Regions from separate parts of the Homo sapiens genome. Here regions 1 and 2 are each linked to region 3. A link is a loop called in an ENCODE intact Hi-C map of the cell type or tissue named here. Cell type or tissue: endothelial cell of umbilical vein. All regions are shown on one strand.

Evidence for each region. Peaks named below come from ENCODE experiments on the same cell type or tissue, not always from the same donor. Only the 100,000 strongest peaks of a DNase experiment are listed, where the experiment ranks them.
Region 1: it touches region 3 in a loop (12-fold over the local background); 28 of 110 quality-filtered maps call a loop at or near these places.
Region 2: it touches region 3 in a loop (5-fold over the local background); 14 of 110 quality-filtered maps call a loop at or near these places.

The regions. Positions count from the first base shown.
Region 1 is chr7:21,252,158-21,260,157 of GRCh38, reverse strand. No RefSeq gene overlaps it. Among named protein-coding and RNA genes, the nearest start is that of SP4, 170 kb to the left of the region's middle. In endothelial cell of umbilical vein, CTCF peaks have their summits at 3,703 (motif pointing left) and 5,916 (motif pointing right); DNase peaks (open chromatin) are centred at 3,667 and 5,897; H3K27me3 peaks cover 2,156 bases.
Region 2 is chr7:21,769,477-21,777,476 of GRCh38, reverse strand. It overlaps DNAH11 (dynein axonemal heavy chain 11), which reads right to left. Exons shown (of 82, transcript NM_001277115.2): 56 at 3,478-3,711. Among named protein-coding and RNA genes, the nearest start is that of CDCA7L, 170 kb to the left of the region's middle. RefSeq lists enhancers at 5,051-5,659, 5,093-5,725. In endothelial cell of umbilical vein, no CTCF peak of the experiment used is centred here; no DNase peak of the experiment used is centred here; H3K27me3 peaks cover 170 bases.
Region 3 is chr7:22,079,103-22,087,102 of GRCh38, reverse strand. No RefSeq gene overlaps it. Among named protein-coding and RNA genes, the nearest start is that of CDCA7L, 140 kb to the right of the region's middle. RefSeq lists cis regulatory regions at 3,299, 5,300, 6,804, 7,965 and enhancers at 3,227-3,371, 5,228-5,372, 6,732-6,876, 7,893-8,000. In endothelial cell of umbilical vein, a CTCF peak has its summit at 4,039; a DNase peak (open chromatin) is centred at 4,002; H3K4me3 peaks cover 1,214 bases; H3K27ac peaks cover 404 bases; H3K27me3 peaks cover 713 bases.

The DNA.
Region 1 (8,000 bases), 830 kb after region 3:
CATCCACGCCTTTGGTCTTTGAGGGGGAATGGCTCACAGTCTTCCTGGTTTGGGAACCTGCAGATAATAAGGAGGCCTGCCCACCGCAGAAGCATTTGCACAGTGTGAATGCCTGGAAGCATGGTGCTAATGTTTTAGCCAATTCCTCTGGCTCTTCCTCACCATCCCATGCTTGGAGTCTCATCAGTCAGCTCTCATCTCAAATTCTGACATTCACTAAGTTGGGCCAACTAAGAGGGGTGCTTAAATTTGGAGCAGAAATCATTTTGAGGAATAAATTTGGAATTAGCATCTTGGTACTGGCTCCAATTAAACAGTCCCTGAGCACAAGTGATGGAGCATGAGTCCAGAGTATGTTTTTCAAATCTTCATAATTTAGTATTTATAGGTATTCCTAGACATTTTGTAGGAAAAAGAAGACTGACCAGCAAGGGATTATAGTTTGCTTTGCCCTCTGTTAGACTTCCTTCTCTCAGGGCTTTATTTTATTGGGTTGCAAAAAATCTGTCCCAATAAATATTTGTTTGATCTTTTAAATTTGCTTTCCAAAAATTTCCATTCAAATATAGCCAAGAAAAAGATTCATTTAGGGTTTTCTTCATATGTGTGTATCAAGATAAAGATAATATAACCTGGAATCCTCAAAGTTCTTAGACACAGAAGTCTAGCATTAAAATTTGAGTTTGTCTTTTTTTTTTTTTTTTTTTTTTTGAGACTGATTCTCGCTCTGTTGCCCAGGCTGGAGTGCAGTGGCACAATCTCAGCTCACTGCAGCCTCTGCTTCCCTGGTTCAAGCGATTCTTCTGCCTCAGCCTCCCAAGTAGCTAGGATTATAGGCCCCCACCACCACACCCAGCTAATTGTTGTATTTTTGGTAGAGACAGGGTTTCACCATGTTGGCTAGGCTGGTCTTAAACTCCTGACCTCAAGTGATCCACCCACCTTGGCCTCCCAAAGGAGTTTGTCTTTTATAGCAATGTAGGATCTGCTATTTTCTCTCCCTTTGACCTTGAGGTCCTCATTCAAGCAAGGGGGCATTTCTCTCTGACATTTATTAAGAATTTACTATTTGCCAGGTACATGCGTATCTATGCTATTTGAGACTACCAAATAGCTCTGTGAGGTAGATATTTTATCCTCATTTTACTGATAAGAAAAATGTGGCTTGGGTGGACTAAGTCATGCCTAAGGTCACTTGGTTGATACATAGCACAGTTTAGGTTTGGATTCTGGGCATGTCACTCCTGAGTTAGTTGCTGTGTCTCAGTGGCAGTGATAAGATAGGTTCAGGAGTCCTGAAAAGTGGATCTGGGTAAATTTTAGGAAAACATGGAGAGGGAGAAGGGAGTTCTAAAAAGATAATGGGATCAGCAAAGTTGAGATAGTTTGAGGTATATTTACATGTGAGAGGACACAAGCAACTAGTTTGGATACCGGAGTTGTTCTTTCTGGAAATTGCTCTTTCCAGAAACATGGAACTACGCACCAATGAAGAAGGTTGGTAAGTCCATACAGCAGAATCTAACATAGCCCTTAAAAAGCCAAGAGATTAACATGTGGGGTCTGTGTGTTGGCCACTAGTTAATCTCTTTTCTCTTCTAAAAAAATGGGGGAAATAATAGTACCTACTTCATAGGGATGTTGTGGAAATTAATGGAACAACTCATGCAAAATGCATAGAAAGGTGCCTAGCACATGGTAAGCACTCAGTAGATGTGAGCTGTTATTATCTACACATACTGACATGAAAAGATGTCCATGATATCTTTTATATCCATGTGAATAGAGGAGGCTGTGAAACAGCAGAAAGAGTGTGATTCCACTTTTGTAAGTATGTATATGTGTATAGGAAATATCTGGAAGCATACATATCTTAATGTTAGCAGTGTTAATCTCTGTGTTTATAAGATCATTCTTTTCTTTTTTAACTTTTATTTTAGGTTTGGGGGTACATGTGAAGGTTTTTTACATAGGTAAAGTCGTGTCATGGGGGTTTGCTATACAGGTTATTTCATCACTCAGGTATTAAGTGCAGTACCCAATAGTTATCTTTTCTGCTCCTCTCCTTCCTCCCCCTTTCCATTCTCAAGTAGACCCAACAACAGAGTCTTGAGTAGACTCAACAATAGTGTCTGTTGTTTCCTTCTTTGTGTTCATGAGTTCTCATCATTGAACTCCCACTTATATGTGAGAATATCTGGTATTTGATTTTCTGTTCCTGCACTAGTTTGCCAAGGATAATAGCCTCCAGCTCCATCCATGTTCCCACAAAAGACACGATCTTGTTCTTTTTTGTGGCTGCATAGTATTTCATGATGTATATGTACCACACTTTCTTTATCCAGTCTGTCCTTGGTGGGCATCTAGATTTATTCTATGTCTTTGCTAAGATCATTATTTTCTTATAAGCGTGAATAATTTTTATAATTAGGGAAACTTGGGTTCCAAAACCAATAAAACAAAAATAAATAAACAACACAAGGAAAAAAAATCTTTAGCTTCTTTGTTTCTTAATTCCAAGGCAAGTGAGAGAAGAGGAAAATGACAAGGTATAAGTCTCATTTCTGTTACCTTGACCAAGTTATTTAACATGGGTCTTATACCTCACAAGATTATTATAAGAAATCTAGCAAGTGAGTATCTGAAAGCACCTCAGCTCTCATAAATATTTCTGTTCACTCATGGCCTCTTTTGCAGACTTTAGGAGAAGGATTTTGTTTTCAGGGCTCAGAAATTTGACAACCAGAATTTTGCCAATAATAATAGTAATAACAACAATGACAAAACATTGTCCAAACCTCAATGACTCTTATTTATATTTATTTATTTATTTTTTAGATGGAGTCTTGCTCTGTCACCCAGGCAGGAGTGCAGTGGCATGATCTTGGCTCACTGCAAGCTCCACTTCCCGGGTTCATGCCATTTTCCTCCCTCAGCTTCCCGAGTAGCTGGGACTACAGGTGCCCGCCACCACGCCCGGCTATTTTTTTTTTTTTTTTTGTATCTTTAGTAGAGATGGACTCTTCTTTATTTTAAATAAAATAATACATGCAAGGATTTCAGTGTTCTTTTAATCCTCTTCTAAGTGGATGTTATTATCTCTGACTATTAAGGTGACTGGAGGCAACTTAGTGCCCAACACCCCTAGAGTTTACACAAGGAAACAAACCATGTATTCTCCAATCACCATTCATATGTTCCAGAATCTCTTCTGTGTCATTTGTATAATAATATTATTAAGCTCCATTAAAACCCACAGTAGACTCATTTTGGAATTAGTAGGAATATACAGACAGGTGAGCAAGAAAACAAAATCTCTCTTCTCTCTTTCTCTCTTAGCAGGAGCTTGTCCCAAAGTCTCCACTGATTAGAAAAAAAATTAATGCACCAAAACATCTCAAATCAAAATAAATCTTACTTTATAACCAAACATAAATATCACAATGAAAAGGTTGAGTGTGAGGGAGTACAGAAGGGCAATTGTTAGAATTGTTAGTCCTTTGGTGATTTTTTATCAAAATGGTTTGAAGCCTCAGGCTTCTCAATCTCAAGTCATAACTTCACTTTGTTCACCTCCTAGATGCAAGAAGTTATGTGATTTAAATAGATATTTTATTTAAAACTTAGCCATCATAATAAATTTATCTATTTCCAACACGTTAGACTAAAAGCTGACTGCCCTCTGGTGGGCTGTTTCTAAAATATTTAGCACCTCTTTAACTGGATTGTATCGTAAAATATTACACAGTGCCATGAGATTATTTTATAATTCAATTCATTTAAATAACAAAATTATCTAGGGAAGGGGAAAACTTTAAAAGGTTAAATATACTTTACGTTATATATACTTTATTAATGTATAAGCAAATTATACTTTGAGTTTAATTTCTAACTAAAAATTAGTTTTCCCTTTAAACAGAATTTATTTTAATTTCCAATTTCAATTAAAATGGTGGAAAAGAAAATGTTTGAGACTTCATTGCATTTTTGAAATAAAACAAAATGAAAAATTTTGAAATGAGAATATTTTGATAATTTTGTTATTTTTCAGTTGTTTATAGCAATGGGAAAAGTGTTTATCATACTTAAGTTTTGTTCCCTGTCATTGTTTAAATGTAATCTTACTGTTTGAAAAAAGCAATAGAAGTGAGATCATTATATTCCTGATCAGAAAGAAAAACAAAATGATTATACTGTTTAAGGAAAGAAAAAGCTTGAAAAATATCAGATCAAAGTGTAAGGGCTAAGCCGAGAATAAGTAGGAAAGCATATTTAGGGAGTATTGGTAAAATACTTCGGAATCCTAAAAATCCCCAGTGCAGTATCATTCCTGTCATACAACAGGATCTCATTCTCTTCTGTTTGCAATTCCTCTCTAACGCAGAGGTTTCAGTGAGCTGAAATCTCAAGCACACCAACGAACTGAAGTTCTTAGTTTTCATGTTGCTATTTGGACTGTGTATATTAACAAACTCGAGCCATCACTGGCTCCATTTTGTCAGACTGTTACCACTAATCGAGAATTCCAGCTCACATTTTAAATGATTTCCTTAGCACATATCTCATTCTTATGCCAACAAACCTTGTGAATAGTATGTGAATTCACACTTAAAAAAGTGATTTCATATAAATAAAGATTGGGTATGAAGAAGTCAAGAATTGGCAAACTACTTAAAAAAAAATCTCAGAGCCTCTGTAAGGAAAATGAAAATGAGTACCAAACAATTTATCTGGTTAATTTCATCAGTACCAGCAACAAATCTGAAAACTCCATTTAACATCCTCTTTCCTTTTCTTCTAGGTAACAGTTTCTTGGAAATGGCATAAAGATTTTTTTTGTCTTAATTCCATTTAACACTTGCAAATAAACCTTGAAAGAAAACTCTTCCTTCATAACAATAAAATTGAAGATTGCAATCAAGTCATTACAATAGGTTAATTCTGTGGCTGCAAATACTCAAATTTAAGTGAAGAAGCAGGTAGAGGAGTATTTAAATCCGTGCAGATCCCAAAATGCAACCTCTCAGGCAGAAACATTTTCAACTTGCAACAGCAACCAGAGTTTATTTCTCCAAAATAGTCAAGAAAGTCACACTTTAAAAAATGTTAACTGCAAGTATTTGTGCAAGCTAACATTTTTTCATGTTGCTTTTAAACTAATTAACATATGAAATGGCCTTAAAATGTAAAGATATCACTTCTGTGAGATTTGATTTTTTCCATTTCAAAAGAAAGCAAATAGAAACATGGAAGTGAAGAAGTGAGTGCTTAGTGAATTACTGCTTTAAAATTGTGATACAATTTACTGTTTTATGAAGGCTCACTGGAACTTAGTTTGAAAGCAGTAACAGCAAACCAGGCTATCAATTTTTCCTCACCCTGCAGAGACAACGCTGAAGCTAAAGGCTTTTCTCAGCGGTTTTGCTTTCTGTTGATTTCCCTCCTTAAACCTGAAGGAATTAGAAATCTCTGTTCAGCGGAATTCTTACAGTTTTTCATTTTTAACATTAGTTAAGTGTATAGAGCCTGAGCATGTAGCATCATTGTTCATGCTAAATGTTCTATTCGGTTGCAGAAAAATTTGAAACGAAATATTTGCTTGTGTAGGTTGAATCTATACTGCACAGAGTAAAAAAGGAGTCGTCTTACGTAGCATTTCCAGGTATGTAGAAACTGAATAACTAGCGTGTTTATGTGTGTATCTATCTAAATACATAATTCCAACAATTGTGTCTGAATTTGCAATCATCTGTACTCTCTCAATATTCATTAAATCAATATTTTTATAATTTAAAATGTGATTTTTACATCACAAATGTGTATCGGCTAACGGGCAGCTCTGCGACTTCTAGTAGGAAAGCTTCTCTCTGTATCCTCCGCTGCGCATTACTTTTTCCATCAACAGAGGGCACTCTGTCGTTTGCCAAGGAACTCTGCTACGTTAGGGGGCTGAGGGCTGGGAATGCAGCATCTGACAGAGGAGGTTTGCAGGCTTTGCTCCAATAACGGGCAGAAGCTCTGCCAACTGGTCAGTGTATAATTTATTGGAAATGCTACTGATCACTGAGACAACATACCTGAATGAAAGAGAACCCCATGATTTACAAAAGTCGGATGCAAGTGACTTTTAAGTCAGTGGTGTGTTATAATTTGAGTATCACCCAAACGGTTAGTGTTGGAAATCACCATATGCATACAATCCGAATGCATGCTCAAATACAAGCTCACCTTGTAGAGAGAGTGACAGCTTTGTTTATGTTGCCTGCCCTAGCCCTGAGTGCAGGAGTGTCTTTACCATGCTTCCTTCAGTACAACTTAAAAATATTATAGCTGTTTTATATTTGATCCAAGAAAAATGAAATAATTCCTCATATAGTAATCTATCTGGGTTGTAATTGACACGTTAGAAAGGTTCTAGGAAGCTTTTCCTCCACCACAGGTTATAGAGAAGATTTCAGGTACCAGTGCTATTAATTTTTCACCAGTCAAAGGCACTAAATTTAAACTGAAAACTTGAAAGAATGAAAAAAGATGCACTTCAAGAGAATTAGATTTTCTTGGGGTATTTGTCCAAGATCTACATTTACCGATATGTAATTTATTAGATGCTTCAACACAACGAAGTAATCATAACCAGGTAGTACGAGGACTGCATTTACGCTCTGTGGAAGGAAAGTTTTCCGAATGTCTTAAAGCCGTTGTAAAAGCAACAGTGAGAAATCCTAATAGACACCAGAATCAACATATTTGACAGAAGTGTGTGCATTATCATGGCCCATTATTTTAAATGAGAGTGTTCTATCTCAAGAACTGGAATGATACCACAAATAATAGAATAAATGGGAATGTACAAGTGAAACAGCATGACAGCAACTGCTCAGACTCAGAAGAAAAGAGCATTCTCAGACACAGAGGTGTTCTAAAAATCCTCTTATGAGAAAATGTGCTCCATTATCACAGAAGGAAAGAACTGCAAGTTTTTCTTATGTTGAATGTATGTTTGTGTAATGTTAAGGATGACGAAGCAAATATTTAACAGCTAGGATACTGCATTACGGCTAACAGTCATTCCTTTATCATTTACCCGACTAGAAGATAAGTGCCGTTTTCCTTCTTTTGCAAATATATTTGCCAGCAGCTGTTTCAACATTTATAAAGACCATTTCCACTGATTGCCAAATAACCATAAATTCATTTACGCATATTTTTGAGTTGAAGGCATAAAAATAATTACATGTCTGATTAAATCCACTTCTGCCTTCATGTCTTACTAAATCTACAATAGATATGAATTGTTACACCGTATTACATCTAAGTGCATAAATAATACAATGCAGATGTAGAGTCCAGCTTTCCTACAGCAGAATGTGCAGCAATAATTTACACAAATACAGTTGGGATGTATTATTTAAAATAATTGATTTTAGAAATTGTTATGGAATCTCCGACACATAAAAGTAGGACTTCAACTTGAAAGCTGAAGAAAATGTTCTTGTTCATTATGGCTTCACTGTCCTGAAATACATACTAAATAATTATTTTAATAAGCTTGTCAGTAGACAAGAATAACTGAACTGAAAATTCCATGTCTTAAAACGCAAACTATGGAAAAATCATATATATACTTCCAAGTTGGGTGAATTCCTGAGGTATATTAGTTGCTCCTTCCACAACTTCTCTGCCTGCCAACCTCCCTTCATCACTCCATCCACCCCCACCCACCTCCTCTGCCACTTCTAACCAAGGTAATTTAAATGATTATAGTATTTGGAGAAAGGCTTTAAGGGACTGTTGAAAGTTAAGAATCACAACGTGTAGAAACAACAGTTTGATTCCACTCTTAACTCCCTGAAATAGAGATGGAATTTTGCTTTCTTTTGATCGAAACTCAGCTTATAATAACTTTAATCACATAATATTTAACCATATTTGTTATACCACAACACTTGGTAACACTTCATTTTGAGTGTTCCAGCATTATTAATTCATGTGGTATTCAT
Region 2 (8,000 bases), 310 kb after region 3:
ATGTAAACATCCAAGTACCACACAATTCAGTAATTTCATTTTTGGTTGTTTGTGGATTTATGCCTACAAAAAAAAAAACCTGTACACGGGTATTCATAACAGCTTTATTTATAATTGCCAAAACCCAGAAATAACCCAGATGCCCTTCAGTGGTTGAATGGTTAAATTGTGCTACCTTCATTCTGTGGAATACTGCTCAACAATAAAAAAGGACAAATTATGGATACACCCAATACCTCGGTTGGATCTCAGGGGAATTATGCTGAATGAAGAAAACCAATACCCAATGGTTACATATTTGTATAGCATTTTTGAAATGACAAAACTATAGAAATGGAGAATAGATTAGTGATGGCCAGGAACTAGGATTCAGGAGGTGGGGAAGAAGTGGGGGGTAACGTAGGTGTGGTTATAAAATGGCAACATGGGATCTTTCTGTAGATGGAAGTTTTCTGTGTCTTGACTGTGTTAGTGAGTACCCAGACCTACATGTGATAAAACTGCATAAAACATACACACACACACACACACACACACACACGTACAAATAAAACTGGAAATCTGAATAAGGTCTGTGGATTGTACCAATGCCACTTTCCTGGTTTTGGCATTGTACTAGTTATGCAGGATGCTACCATTGAACCTATAAGATGTGACAGGGACCTGTCTGTACTATGCTTTGTAATTTCTTCTGAATCTATTATCATCTCAAAATAGAAATAAAGCAAAAAGAATCACCCAAGAGACTAGGACAAAATTATGTTATTTCAAGCCCTAATTTCAGTTTCTAAGGAAGCTGTTAGCTCTGAAATATTCAAAGTGACTGAAGCCGTGGAAGCAAGGCTTTCTCTATGAAGAAAGGTCACTAGGACTATCTGTGATGACCTAAGCTGACATCTAGAGAGAGGTTATTTGGCTATAAAAGGTGCTTACAGCTTTACTGTAAAGAAGGAACATTGCTAATGTTTTCAAATGATGTGGCATTCCTTAAGGCAGACCCTTAGAGGATACATGCCCCAATATACAGGCATTACGCTCTCCATACAACCTGATCTTCTGCAATATGGTTCTCCAATTCTCCACATAGGAAACCATCCCCTTTTTATAACCCACTTATTTCTAAAACTGCCATGTAGCTATTGAATATTCCAACCACTTTTTTGATAGTAAGAGCATTCCATGCACAAATACCTAATGAAAAGAAATCACCGTCAGTCTTTCCATCAGACTTCATGGTCAATCAAGATGTCTTGTGTCTTTACAGACTTTCTGCCTGTGGTTCTTAGCTAAGGGGAAGTAAAGAGACCCAAGCAGCCCTGGACTTGGCAGACATAGTGAATCGGCCCTCCCGTCTCTCTCCTTGCCCATCCCCCTGACTCATCAATGTGTAACTGAGGTGACTATTAAGAAATCACAGTCTCTCTCCTCTTCTTTTTTCCTGTGGCTGAGATGCTGCCACCACTGGAATGGTCCAGGATGGTACCCCACTTGCTTTTAGCTCACAACCTTTAAGTATGGCAGAAGCACTTATCTCTTTGCTAAGGATGCCCCCACAGTATTGAAAGCTCAGTTTGGGTGACAATACTATCATTTCCTGATAGTGGGCAAAGTCAACAGGTTCAGTTTAGGACGGCATTCAAAGGGATATAAATGCTTTGTGAAACAGAGCTCCTTCCTCGTCTTATCTAGCCCAACAGGACTCCAGGGAAAATCTTTCTTATGGAAAGGGGTCTTGATTTAAATGAGACAGAAGAGGATAGACAGATAGAAGAAAACTGACATGGAGAGGGGCAAAAGTTAAGAAAGTAAAATAAGCTGTGAATAAAAAGAGACAGGAAAGACAGACTTGTTTTTTTTTTTTGAGACAGGGTCTCACTCTGTTGCTCAGGTTGGAGTTCAGTGACCCACTCAACACACTGTAACCTCAAACTCTTGGGCTCAAGGGATCCTCCTGCCTCAGCCTTTCAAGTGGCTGGGTCTACAGGTGTGCGCCACCATGCTCGGCTCATTAAAAAATTCTTTTGTAGAGATTGGGTCTCATTTTGTTGTCCAGGCTGGTCTCAAACTCCTGGACTCAAGCAATCCTCCCCCTTCAGCCTCCCAAAGTGCTGGGATTAAAGGTGTGAGCCACTGTGCCTGGCCTAGACAGACGTTCTTTGAGAGGAAAGGAGAAGGTGCACAAATATGGATATGCTATTTGTGGGTTTCCTAGAAACTATTCTTAATATCACTTGATCCCAACCGTCCTGGAAACCTACTCACCCTGGTTTCTCTTTCCTAATTGTGGTCCATCTACTCACTATTAGTACAGATCACAGTGTTTTGTCACAGAGTCATTCTTGGTATAGAAAACTAAGAGAAAAAGAGGCAAGTGGTGCTTTGGCCCAGAGTGACTGAAGGACATGGCCAGAGAGCCCTTCAGAGTGAAAAGGTGCCCATTTGAAAAGGTGCTCCCTCCTTCGGGTCTCAGTTCATTTCTAGCCTAGCCACAGGTGGGTTACCCAGGCCACTCGGGGAAACCACTGCCCCAATCCTTGTAAAGCATATGAGAGTCTGACCTGATGACATGACTCTGAGAAGGCCACCAGTATTTCTAGTCTTGAGGTGATCACTAGTGAGGATTCTTCTCACTCCAGCTCTAAGTCCTGACTGGCTCAGAATAAGGCTGGGCTACTCTTCAAAGTCTTCAGAGTCTCTCATTCCAATCTCTTCTTTCCAGCCACAGAGAGGCAGCACAGTGCCATGGACAACTCATGGGCATCAGAGCAACACAGACCTGGGTCTAAAACCCAACCTCACTGGCTCTCTGGCCTTAAACTCTTTACGCCTCATATATAAAACTATAGTAGTAACAACTACTTCATGAAATCCTTTTTTAACAACGAAATAATGATAATATGTGTACAGACCCACACATGATTAACATCCTGTGATGATTCTCTCCTGATTTACTCCTGCAAGTTAGAGGCATCGCCCTTCGAGGGAGCAGGGGCCTCAGGACTGAGGACACAGATGTGTAAGAGGAGCAGACAAGTCACTAAGGGAGGAACAGCTCTACCTTGGGATCTCGCCACAGTCATTAGCCAGAAAATGATGCCCTCACTGGAGGTTGAGAATCTGAGACCAAAAAAGATACTGGTCCATCCTAGGATGATAAGAACCTTGACGACAAGTACCGTGCACTGAAGAAGTCAGAGACAAGAGAGGCAATCCGCTGTGTCTGCTCCCTTCAATATCCCACACTACCTTACACTGAGTCAGGCCAGGAAGAGAACGTTTCACCCTAATCCAGCTGTGAGTCGGCCAATCCCATTGTAGGCTTTTGAAAGCAGTAGCAGTGTATTCTTGGTGTCATGAAACTGTAAATTTCACCAGCTGGCATCTTATAGAAATGGATTTAGTAGTGCTTCAAAAGGAAATATATTTTTCTGTTAAACAGCATAAATATTACTCAGTAATAACACATCCTGGTCATACCTGAGAGGCTGTGGTTTTTAGCTTTTGGATGCCGTTCACCAGGCGTTCTTTTTTCTCGGATACCTCATTTTGCTTCTTCTTCAACAGGTTCTTAAACAGTGATATTTGTTCTAGAAAACTCTTTGGGGTGGTATAGTTGTGTCTTCTCTCATTCTGGTAATATCTGGTACTCATTTCATTTACAGTGGTGTGAACATGTGCCATGAAAAGGCTAATAGAGTCTTTGTGCACTGGCTGAAAACACAAACATTACAGTTCATGTGAAATCCTCTCAAATTAAAAATACAACTTAAAAAAAATCAAGTAAATGATCATTTTTTTTCTAAAAGTCAGAAAAAAAAATGATAGTATAACCTACGAAAACTTATTTAATCTTTAAGCGCTATCCACAGGATTTGGGAGATTACAATAAAGCATTCAGCTTGAGTAACCTTCTTCTTGCCAAGTAGGACAAAGGGTTTTTATGTGCTCCACATACCAAATACAAAAGCCAGCATATACAGATCTTCACAACTTGATTTTTATCTACCGAGTGTGTGAAAGAGAAGGTGGAGAAACAGACACAATATCCTGAGAAATATTTCTGCCATTGCTTTCAAACTAAGCTTTAGACAAAGAGAAGCAATAACCCTGCAAAGTCACTGAAAAAAAAAAAAAAGCCAAAACTTAGAAACTCACAGTTTTATGAGAACTCATGTAAAAACAAACTGGATAGTAGGGTATAAATGTCACTGCTTCTGGGAGAAAAATATCATGATCATTTCTATTCATATTTGGGAAAGAAAACCCACAAAAAGAGCAACTCTCCTTCAATGAGTTACTGGAAGACCCCCCACTATACATTCTTTCCATTTTGTCCTCTATGACTTCTGAAGTAGTTAACTTTTTAATTTGCAGAGTCACATCTCCCTCATTTTAATGATTATTTATTGCATTCTGTACAAGATGAACCAGGTTCAGTTAATCAAGGGAAGCCTACAAATCAATTAATATGAATTAAATGAGCTACACCAACTCTTAGGAAAGTCACACATAATTTACCAAAGTGTTGTCAATAATGCTCAGACGTCTTTGGGAAAATTGCACACACGTGGCTGGTGATGCAGTCAAACATTTCAAACCTGCACCATTAATATTACAAGCAGAGGTGTGAAGAGAGACCAGCCAATTCTTGGTGAAAAACAACTGCTCCTGAACAATGTCTTTAAACAATCAACTTTCCAACATCACGACAAATTCCCGAGTGGGTTTGGAATACCCACATATTGCATTGTGCTGCGTATTAAAAATCCATCTCACTAGTAACTGAAATAATGTATTACTAAAACAAAAGTTAAAAATAACGTGATATAAATTCCAAATATTCTTGGTTTCTAGTGGACCCCAGATACAAATATATTTCCAAACAGTGAACTCAGAAAAATAAAATTTATGAAGAAGTTTATATAAACTTCATATAAATCATAATCCTTTGGAGACTTTATTTTTACAAGAGCTTGACTTCAATACAGACATGTGCAGGAATTTACTCCTGTCCTGTCTTGTTTTAATGGGAACTAAAGGTACACACATACCTTTCTACAATATAGATAAATAATTCCTCAGCCAAGTGTAACCTCCTTACAGGAAGGGAAAAAAAAAAAGAAAGAAAGAAGAAAAAAAAAAAACACTCTGGCCTCTGCCCAACCATGATCCTTATGAGGAGGCTCCTTGGAGGCGCTGAAAGCTCTCTTTAACAACAGTTTCATTTGTAAATCGGGGATGGAAGAAGTGGTTTCCGGTAGAGCTGAAAGTGGCCTGAGACAACTTGTCTCAATGGGGCAAAATAACTATTGTTATCAGGCTTAACAAAATGGCACAGCATGGGAGACTCGCTGAGCCAGGGAGCAGCTGGTTGTAATTCACACTGTTTTTCAGAAAACTCTAATCGTTCCAGAACAGACCTCTTTGATGACTGGTCTTCCCTGCATTCTCAATTTGTCACTTTCTCTTATGATAAGGTCAGTAGTGACAGCACTTCCTGACATTAACAGCTGTGGCTTTTAAAAGGGTCATTGTAGAACTACTAATTGCAGTAATTTCATTAGCATAAATTATTTATTCTGCCATTCATTTATCTCCAGTTATTTTATTTTATTATTTTTTTTTGTGGGGGGCGTTGGGGGAGAATTGAGAGGAGTTGCTGCTGGTGCTGCCGCAGCGAGGGCTACGCAATGCTGTATTTTTCACTTTGAGAGACGTGAGGGGAGAATATCATTCCTGCTAGATTTGGCCTCTTAATAAAAACCAGTTGATAACCACTTATAGTCATTTAGCAGCTAATCATGATGATGGCAAAAATAAAAATAAGCAGAGTGCCAGTATCGAATGGTTATAAACTCAAGGTTTCCCCACTAAGATGCTCTGGAAAACGATGCTGTCTCCAACGCATAATCAAATGCAAAGATGAAACTGCTTTCCCTCACATTAAGAAAACGTGTTTAATTTCTACTCTCTCAGTTGGCTCACTGTCAACACAAAAACATAAACAGATCTCTGCTATTTGGTGTGACAGTTCTCGGGCAGGAGTAGTCTCTGCCACACCAAGTACTCCAGCCACCTGGCACTTCAAGCAAGTGCCCAGTATATTCCTCTTGAAAATGACAAACAGCAGAGTTGAATATAAACCAATACCCAGAGGTCAGCACTAAATCAGTTTAGGATTTTATACCTTCCCAAGACCAGCAAAGATGACTACATTGGTCTGTAATACTAAATTTGGGCTTTCAAGAGCACTGTATTCAAGGGAGGGAGGGAGGAAGGGCAAAAGAGAAAGGGGCAGGTGAAAGAATCTATTTTCTCTCTTTTTGAAGTGTAACTTGGGACAATTTTGTCACATTAAATGCCATATACCTACAGTAAGTCTTGAACATTTTTCTCAGAAATTATTTCTGTGTTAAATTTTAAATATGTCAAACTGATGTGCTACACAATCTATTTGATCTTTTTGCTCCTTTTAGGGCTGGTAGAAGAATATATTAATAAGATATTTGTGGTTGCATGGTGGCTTATTAAAGAAAGAAAACTTACAATGCATAAAATGGGCAGTGTTGCATTTTAACACTTGTCCTAAGCTCTTCATAGTGCTGTTTTGCTCTGAGAAGAAGATTCCGGAGGGAGCCAGGGACAAAGGGTTTGAATCCTAGGACCTGGGCTAGATTTCCAGTTCTGAAAAATCTGGTAAGATACTGCATACCCTCCTGTACTTCTTCCTGCCCACAAAATTGCTCCTTTAAAAATTCTGTTTCCTTTCTTCTTTTACTGCTTTCCCAATAGTCAAACATTCATGCAATAGTCAAAAGAAGGATTTAAGACTATGGGCTCTGGTGTCAAACTGCAGATGTACCCCTTACCAGCGGCATTATTTACTCTTGGGCCTCCATCCCAGGGGAAACTACTGGTCCCTCCTCATGAGGCTGGTGATGAGAGGTGGTAAGCAGTGCAAATTCACAGCAGGAACTGGTTGAGCATCCCTAATCTGAAAATTGAAAATCTGAAATGCTCCAAAAGCCAAAACTTTCTGAGTGTGAATTTAACACCACAGGTGGAAAATTCCACATATGACCTCATGTAATGGGTCACAGTCAAAACTTTGTTTCACGCACAAAATTCTTCAAAATCTTATATAAAATTACCTTTGCACTATGTGCATAAGGAGTATATAAAACAAAAATGAATTTTGTGTTTAGATTTGGGTCCCATCCCCATGATATCTCATTATGTAAATGCAAATATTCCAAAATCAAAAAAAAATCTGAAACCCAAAATATTTCTGGTACCAAGTATTTTGGGTAAGGGATACTGAACCTCTATCAGTTCTGCTACTGTGGTAGCAGTAGCACCAACAGCAGTTGCAGTAAGATTACTGCCATTACACAGGGCAGCAACAAGTGTTAAATGTAGCACCAAGCACAGTTTTCTAAATTGTATGCTGTTTTTTTGTTTTGAGTTGTCTGGTGAGTGCATTATTTTGTTATTTGCTTATGCTTTTTGTATCTTGCCTTTAATTCTGGAGCTCAACTACTGGTCAGAGGCAAGACAAAGTCCAGCAGAAGCCAACAATTTCCTAGATGAGCTTGCAGTCATTGAAAAAGGTACCTTCAATGGTTCTCTGCCAGAAAGTTGAAACAAAGAAGCAACTGAAGACTCAGGAGGAGTGGAGGAAAAATGAAATCCAGGCCGGATGCAGTGGCTCATGCCTGTAATCCAGCACTTTGGGAGGCAGAGGCAGGCAGATAACCCGAGGTCAAGAGTTTGAGACCAGCCTGGGCAACATGGTGAAACCCTGTCTCTACTAAAAGTACAAAAATTAGCAGGGCGTGGTGGTGTGCACCTGTGGTCCCAGCTACTCAGGAGGCTGAGGCAGGAGAATCACTTGAACCCGAGAGGCGGAAGTTGCAGTGAGCCGAGATCATGCCACTGCACTCCAGCCTGGGTGACAGAGTGAGACTCCCTCTCAAAAAAAGAAAAAAAAAACCAAAGAA
Region 3 (8,000 bases):
AGGGGGCCTTTCCCTCCTTCACTCTGCATTTCTTCTTCCTGCTGCTAACTGAAGGATGCCTTTGCTTCCCCTTCCGTCATGATTGTAAGTTTCCTGAGGCCTCCCCAGCACTGCAGAACCATGAATCTATTAAACCTTTTTCCTTTATAAATTACACAGTCTTACGTATGTCCTTATAGCAGCATGACAGCAGACTAATACAGTAAATTGGTACCACAGAGAGTGGGGTGCTCCTATAAGGATACCCAAAAATGTGGAAGCAACTTTGGAACTAGGTAACAGGAAGAGGTTGAAACAGTTTGGAGGGATCAGAAGAAGACAGGAAAATGTGGGGAAATTTGGAACTTCCTAGAGACCTGTTGAATGACTTTGACCAAAATGCTGATAGTGATATAGACAATAAAGTCCAGGCTGAGGTGGTCTCAGATGAAAATGAGGAACTTGTTGGGAGCTGGAATAAGGGTGATTCTTGCTATGTTTTAGCAAAGTGACTGGCAGCATTTTGCTCCTGCCCTAGAGATCTGTGGAACTTCAAACTTGAGAGAGGTGATTTAGGGTATCTGGTGGAAGAAATTTCTAAGCAGCAAAGCATTCAAGAGGAAGCAGAGCATAGAAGTTTGGAAAGTTTGCAGCCTAAACATGGAATAGAAGAGAAAAACCCATTTTCTGGGGAGAAATTCAAGCCTGCTGCTGAAATTTGCATAAGTAATGAGGAGCCAAATTTTAATCTCCAAAACAATGGGGAAAGGTCTCCACGGTATGTCAAAAACCTTCATGGCAGTCCCTCCCATCACAGGTCCAGAGGCCTAGGAGGGAAAAATCATTTCCTGGGCTGGGTCCAGGGACCCCTGCTGTGTACAACCTAGGGACTTTGTGCCTTACATCCCAGCCGCTTCAGCTGTGGCTAAAAGGGGCCAGAGTACAGCTCAGGCTGTGGCTTCAGAGGGTGCAAGCCCCAAGCCTTGGCACCTTCCATGTGGTGTTGAGCCTGCAGGTACACAGACGTCAAGAATTGAGGTTTGGGAACCTCTGCCTAGATTTCAGAGGATGTATGGAAATGCCAGGATGTTCAGGCAGAAGTTTGCTGCAGTGGTGGAGCACTCATGGAGAACCTCTGCTAGGGCAGTGAGGAAGGGAAATGTGGGGTCAGAGCCTCCACACAGAGTCCTTACTAAGGCACTGTCTAGTGGAGCTGTGAGAAGACAGCCACCATCATCCAGACTCCAGAATGGTAGATCCACCAACAGCTTGCACCATGTACCTGGAAAAGCCACAGATACTCAGCACCAGTCTGTGAAAACAGCCAGGAAGAGGGGGCAATACCCTGCAAAACCACACAGGTGGAGCTGCCCAAGGCCGTGGGAACCCACCTCTTGCATCAGTGTGACCTGGATGTGAGACATGGAGTCAAAGGAGATCATTTTGGAACTTTAAGGTTTAATGACTGCCCTATTGGATTTCAGATTTGCATGGTGTCTCTGGCCCCTTTGTTTTGGCCAATTTCTCTCATTTGGAATGGGTATAATTACCCAGTGCCTGTACTCCCATTGTATCTAGGAAGTAACTAACTTGCTTTTGATTTTACAGGCTCATAGGAGGAAGAAACTTACCTTGTCTCAGATGAGACTTTGAACTTGGACTTTTGGATTAATTATGGAAAGAGCTAAGACTTTGGGGCACTGTTGGAAAGGCATGATTGTGTTTTAAAATGTGAGGACATGTGATTTGGGAGGGGCCAGGGGTGGAATGATATGGTTTGGCTTTGTCCCCACTCAAATCTCATCTTGAATTGTAGTTCCCGTAATCCCCATGTGTTGCAGGAGGGATGCAGAGAGAGGTAATCGAATCATCGGGGTGGTTTTTCCCATGCTGTTCTTGTGATAGTAAGTGAGTTCTCATGAGATCTGGTGGTTTTATGAGGACCATCGCTTATAAGGGTTTTCCCCCTTTGTTCAGCACTTCTCTTTCATGCCACATGTGAAGGATGTGTTTGCTTCCCCATCCACCTTGATTGTAAGCTTCATGAGGCCTCCCCAGCCCTGCAGAACCATGAGACAATTAAAACTCTTTCTTTTATAAATTAGTCAGTCTTGGGTATGTCCTTATAGCAGTGCAGGAACAGACTAATACAGCTAGTGAGTGACCAGGCTGGAATTTGAACCCAGGGCTGTATGATTCCAGAGGCCTGTTACTGGTTTTCAAATTTTGGCACCCAAGGTCACCTGCAGGGCTTATTAAACACAGATTGCTGTTAAAACGCAGATGCTGGGTGGGGCCAGAGCATCTGCCTTTCTAGCAAGTTCCAGGTCCTGCTGCTGGTACAACACCAGACTTTGAAAGCAGCTTTCCAAGCAGCTCTTGGACTTTCATGGCCATAAAAATCACCTGGGAAGTTTTGTTTGTTCATTTGAGCAGATCTTCTGGCCCATTCCAGAAGATTTGGATTTGGTAAATCCAAACAGGGCCCAGGAATCTGCATTGTAAACAAGCAAACCCAGTGATTCTCAGAGGATCAGTGGCCACCCTTTGAGAAAGAATGTATTTCCTGCTTCCCTGAAGACCGATGAGGTCCTCAGCTTTGATGGCACATTGGAACCACCCGGGAAAATTTCAGAAATTTGAAGCTGAACTGATGTCTGGGATTAACCCCGAAAGATTCTAATTTCAGGTAGTGTGGGGAGGGGGTGACCTGAGCCACTGGGTTTAAAGAAAATCTCATCAGGGTGACTCTAACATGTAGACAAATTTGAGAACCACCAGCACTGCTCAAAGTAATAAGCTACCAGAGGCTGGTGACCATATGCAAGATTCCGCAGCACTTAGGTAGCAGAGCCTGGGGGCCCCAGGAGTTCTAGTTCTTCCCCAGCACTCGATCAGAAAGGGTCCCCGTCATGACTAAGACCTTTTTCCAGCCCCAAAACCTGTACATTTTCCCAGACAACTCATCAAAATTAGCATACACTCATTCACTTATTCATTTATTCATGGACAAAATGGCCATGTGGAGGCCGGATGAACTGTGAGGGCACTGGGCCAGGTTGCCTGAATCTGACCCCAGCTTCGGCACTTGCTGGGAATGTGACACCGTGCACGTTCATTATGGGGTGCCTGGCTCTCCTTATTGGAAAACCTTACCTCCTAGGCTTCTTGTGAGGAATAAGTGAGTCACTGAAGATGGAGATCTTATAACATAGTAAGCTCTAAATTAGTGTGTTTTATAATCAATCATCGAAGAAATCTCTATCCAGCAGCTACCATGTGTCAGGCACGGGGTACAACGGAATAAAACACAAGGTCCCTTATCTAATTGAGCTGACAATCAGGAGAAGAAAGTGAAAATATATCATGTGAGGGTAATAAGTTACTGCGTTTCTCTCTCTGAACCCCTCAAATGCCCAGGGGCACGATAAGTGAGGGCAGCTGGACATCCTGTCCTGTGGGGTATCGCGGATGAGGGGTGTCGGTGAGGGAAGTGTGGCGGGTCAGGACGCCCGTTCACCAGTTCGCTGCTTTACTACCCGCCGCCTTCAAGCTGTCGGGTTAAACCTTTCCAAGAAGGCTCCCTTGAGCTCTCTCTCTCTCTTCCTCTTCCCCTTTGCTCCTTCCTTCTCTCCCTCCCGCAACTGCTCCCGGGGATATGTCCCACTGTCGCTAGTGTTTCAGTTTCTCCTGCAGGATTTCCGTATGGGGGTGGGGTGGGCTGGGCTGCAGCGGGGCGGGGCGTAGGAGCACACATCATGGGGCTGCAGCGGTGGCAGGAGCTCCGTCCGCAGGGCCTGTCTGACGGAGAATGGAGCGGATTGAAGGTCGCATCTTTTCTCTTCGAACTCTGAAGGCATCTCCCAGCCGGCACTGGGGGCGCTGGCCCCTTGATTTCCTAAAAGACAACCAGTCCCCCTGCGAGACCTCGCTGGCCATTCCCGCAGCCTCCCCTCTGGCAGCGCACGGTGGTCACGGGCGGGGGGTGGGGGCCGGAGAATGGCCCCAGGCCACTCCCCCCGCCGCGCTGGGTTGCTGTGCAGCGCGGTTCCGCGGGGCCTCGGCAGGTGTCGCTGTGGTCTGGGGAGTGAGCGTCTGCGAGTCCCCGGGAGGCTGGGCGCCGCCTGACGCGGTGTTGGGGGACCGGAGTGCTGAAGAGCAAACCGAGCCTTAGGCAACCGCAGTTCCCAGACAGAGACTGTTCCTGTTGCGGTGGAGGCAGGGGGCCTTTTGGTGAAGCAGGGAGAAACCTGGATTTGACTCTTCCCGGTCCGGTGGGATCCCAGGTGCCGCTGCTCCCTCGACCTACTTGGAGCTGGCAGGTGGATGGTTCTCGAAAGGCAGTGTGATCCCAGGGATGCAGATCCTGCGTCTCCACCCTGGAGTTTCTGATTAGGAACTAGTGGGTCGAGGCCCAGGAATTTGCAGCTTTAGCGCCTCTTCTGTCACAACGGGTGCAGTTCTTGCTTAGAAAAACACTAAATCAGAAAATCAATCAGATTAAGTCAATTTGCTGGAGGTTTTCCCAAACATCTGTGTTCTAGTTCAAAATATGTTTCATCGGGTAATTAGGAAATTACATTCGTAATTTTACCTCTGAGAAGGGCAGAAAGTGGCCATTCTCACTCCTGATCCTATAGCTCACTCCCCCTCATCTCAGCAGCGTCTGCTGTCCACTCATTCAGGCCTCCACTCAAATGTCATTTCCGGATAATCTTTTCTGATCACACTACCCAAGAAAAGCGCTCCCTCTCCACAATTCCCACCATCTTATATTATTGTTATGTATAACACTCATCAATATCTAAAAATGTTGTCACCCATTGTCCTTTTAAGTTCTTCCCTCTAATAAGGACTTTTTGGTCACATTTAGGTTTTCTAAAAAATGAAAATAATCACCTCTAATAACGAAACAATGACCGTGTTGCAATTGAAAGGCAAGTCCTATAGTCAAAATTTCAGTGTTGACTTTAAATTGAGGCACATCTTCCTCGCCTTGATCTTGAGTCTTGGGGGTGGGGTTTAGACAGGGAAGGGGTCCCGGTAGCTTCTCCTCTCCTTCTGTCCTTGGCCCTGTCCTCCTCCTTTCCCTTCTTGCTTTCCCAGGTTTCTGACTTTTCCAGAAGGCAGCCCAGGGTGGGAGCACTGGTGACAAAGCTGGAAAGTTCTGCCCTTCAGTGGTGACCCCACACTAGCACTTGCTGGTTGTGGTTACCTGCAAGAACTCCGATAACAAAAAAGTATTATGGTGCTGCAAAAGTAATTGCTGTTTTGGCCTTTAAAAGTAATGGGCAAATCGCAAATACTTTTGCATCAACGTAATACTAAAGATCTGCCACATGCAGCAAGTGCCAGTGTTGGGTCACGGGAGTACATACTCTTCCCTGTGTAGTCCTTTCACGGGGAGTGTGAACTCTCAGGGGGAAAGGCTTGGGGAACTGAGTCCTTCCTTACCTCCCTCAGCCCCTAGAAATGTAGTCATCCTCCAGCCAAGACCACTCCAGTTACTCCTGGCTATCTTCCCAGACAGGACCCAAGGTGACCCTACAAAAATTCTTCCTCTCCTGTGTTCCCTCCCCACTCTGGTTCACAGAAAATATTCATGCAATCTTGTCCAGGCTGGGTTTGCAGACCAGCCCCCGAGTCGCCCATCCCTTGGATTTATCACTGTGGGCCAGTGTGTTGTGTCCCCTAAGCACAGGACATCCAGAGTAAGCCCTTAGAGTAATCTTACTGAAGCTTCTTTAAGTGTCTGGGCTTTCCCTGGTGGGAGGTAGAGGAGGTAGGAGCCACAGCACAGTTGCAGCTTCTTCTGAAGAAATCTGCCTACTCTCAACCTCAGAACCATTTTATACTGTGGATACGTATATTAGGCAGTAATCAGGATAAATTATGTTTTAATATGTTGTTTTTTTAAAAAAAATCCATATTAATGCAAAAAAATTATAAGCAAAATATCAAAATTATAAATAAAGACAATATCAGTACTCCGGGTTTTAGAGGCACACAAGCAAGTGGGCTTTCTTTCCTCTCCTTTTTCCACGACTCCTTCCCACTTGGGATGTATTTTCTACTGTCTTGGAGCCTTTGCCAAAACTTCCATATAAAGACCATGAGGGCAGGGACTTTGCCGTGAAAATTGCTAAATCTTCAGTGTTGGCATTTGGCAAATATCTGGGAATGAATATATGAGTTATGGTTTCTGATTCTTGGATGTTCTTTTATTAGGGAATTTACAGTGGAAAATAGCTGTGGGAAAAAAAGCTTGGCAATGCTACATTTCACTTCTACATGTTGACTTTACCTCTATGACATAGCTTTATTTATTTTTTAACATTTATTTTAGGTCTGGGAGTAATGTGAAGGTTCGTTATATAGGTAAACTGCTGTCACGGGGGTTTGTTGTACAGGTTATCTCATCACCCTGGTATTAAGCCATAGTTATTAATAACTTAAGCCAACAGGTATTTTTTTCTGCTCCTTTTCCTCCTCCCACCCTCTTCCCTCAAGTAGACCCCAGTGTCTGTTATTGCCTTGAGTTCGTGAGTTCTCATCCTTCAGCTCCCGCTTATAAGTGAGAACATGTGGTATTTGGTTTTCTGTTCCTGCATTAGTTTGCTAAGGATGGTAGCCACCAACTCCATCCGTATTCCCGCAAAAGACATGATCTCATTCTTTTTTATGGCTGCATAGTATTCCATGGCATACATGTACCACATTTTCTTTATCCAGTCTGTCATTGTTGGGCGATTAGGTCGATTCCATGTGTTTGCTATTGTGAATGGTGCTGCAGTGAACACTGTGCATGTGTCTTTGTGGTAGGACGATTTATATTCCTCTGGGTATATACCCAGTAATGGGATTTCTGGGTCAAATGGTAGTTCTGCTTTTAGCTCTTCGAGGAATCACCATATTGCTTTCCACAATGGTTGAACTAATTTACACTCCCACCAACAGTGTATAAGTGTTCCCCTTTCTCTGGAACCTCACCAGCTTCTGTTTTTTATTTTTTTATTTTTAATCATAGCCATTCTGACTAGGGTGAGATGCTGTCTTATTGTGGTTTTGATTTGCATTTCTCTAATGCCCAGTAATATTGAGCTTTTCTCATATGCTTTTTGGCTGCGTGTGTGTCTTTTGAAAAGTGCCTGTTCATGTATGACATAGATTTAAAATATAGGTGTGGCTTGCACTTATAAACCCAGCTACTGCAGAGGCTGAGGCAGGAGAATAACTTGAGGCCAGACTTTTGAGACCAGCCTGGACAACATAGCAAGATGCTATCCTAAAAATAAAACAAATTAGCTGGGTGCAGTGGCATGCACCTGTAGTCCCAGCTACTTGGGAGGCTGAGGCAGGATGATGTTTTTTTCCAAATGTGTTTTTGTTGTAGGTAGCATTTGGTTTTCTTTTTCATTTTACAGAATTAAACAGAAGAGTCACAATCATATGCTAGACCACTGCCTATTTTAGGTTTTGTTCCTGGCTACTAATTTTACTTTTTATTATTTAAAATTCAACTTACAGTAGAATTAAAAATATTTGGCAACCAAATCTCTATTTCTGTGCATCAGTACAATAAGGTAAGTATAAAGTCACATAGTGCAATAAAATTTCTCCTCTTAAAAGGTGAAAACTTTCCTTTCTTGGTGTGTTTATTAATCTCTTATAATACAGTTGCATTATAAATCACTCCTTAAAATACTGATATCTTATACACCTTAGCTGTCCTATTACTGTAACTTATTTACATTGAGCTCCATTGCTTCCAGAGTTGGTTCCTTCCAGTGGGTTCTTGGTCTCGCTGACTTAAAAAATGAAGCTGCGGACCTTCGCAGTGAGTGTTACAGCTCTTAAAGCTGATGTGGACCCAAAGAGTGAGCAGCAGCAAGATTTATTGTGAAGAGCGAAAGAACAAAGCTTCCACAGCGTGGAAGGGGACCCCTGCTGGCTGGGGTGGCGAGCTTTTAGTCCCTTATTTGTCCCCGCCCACATCCTGCTTATTGGTCCATTTTTACAGA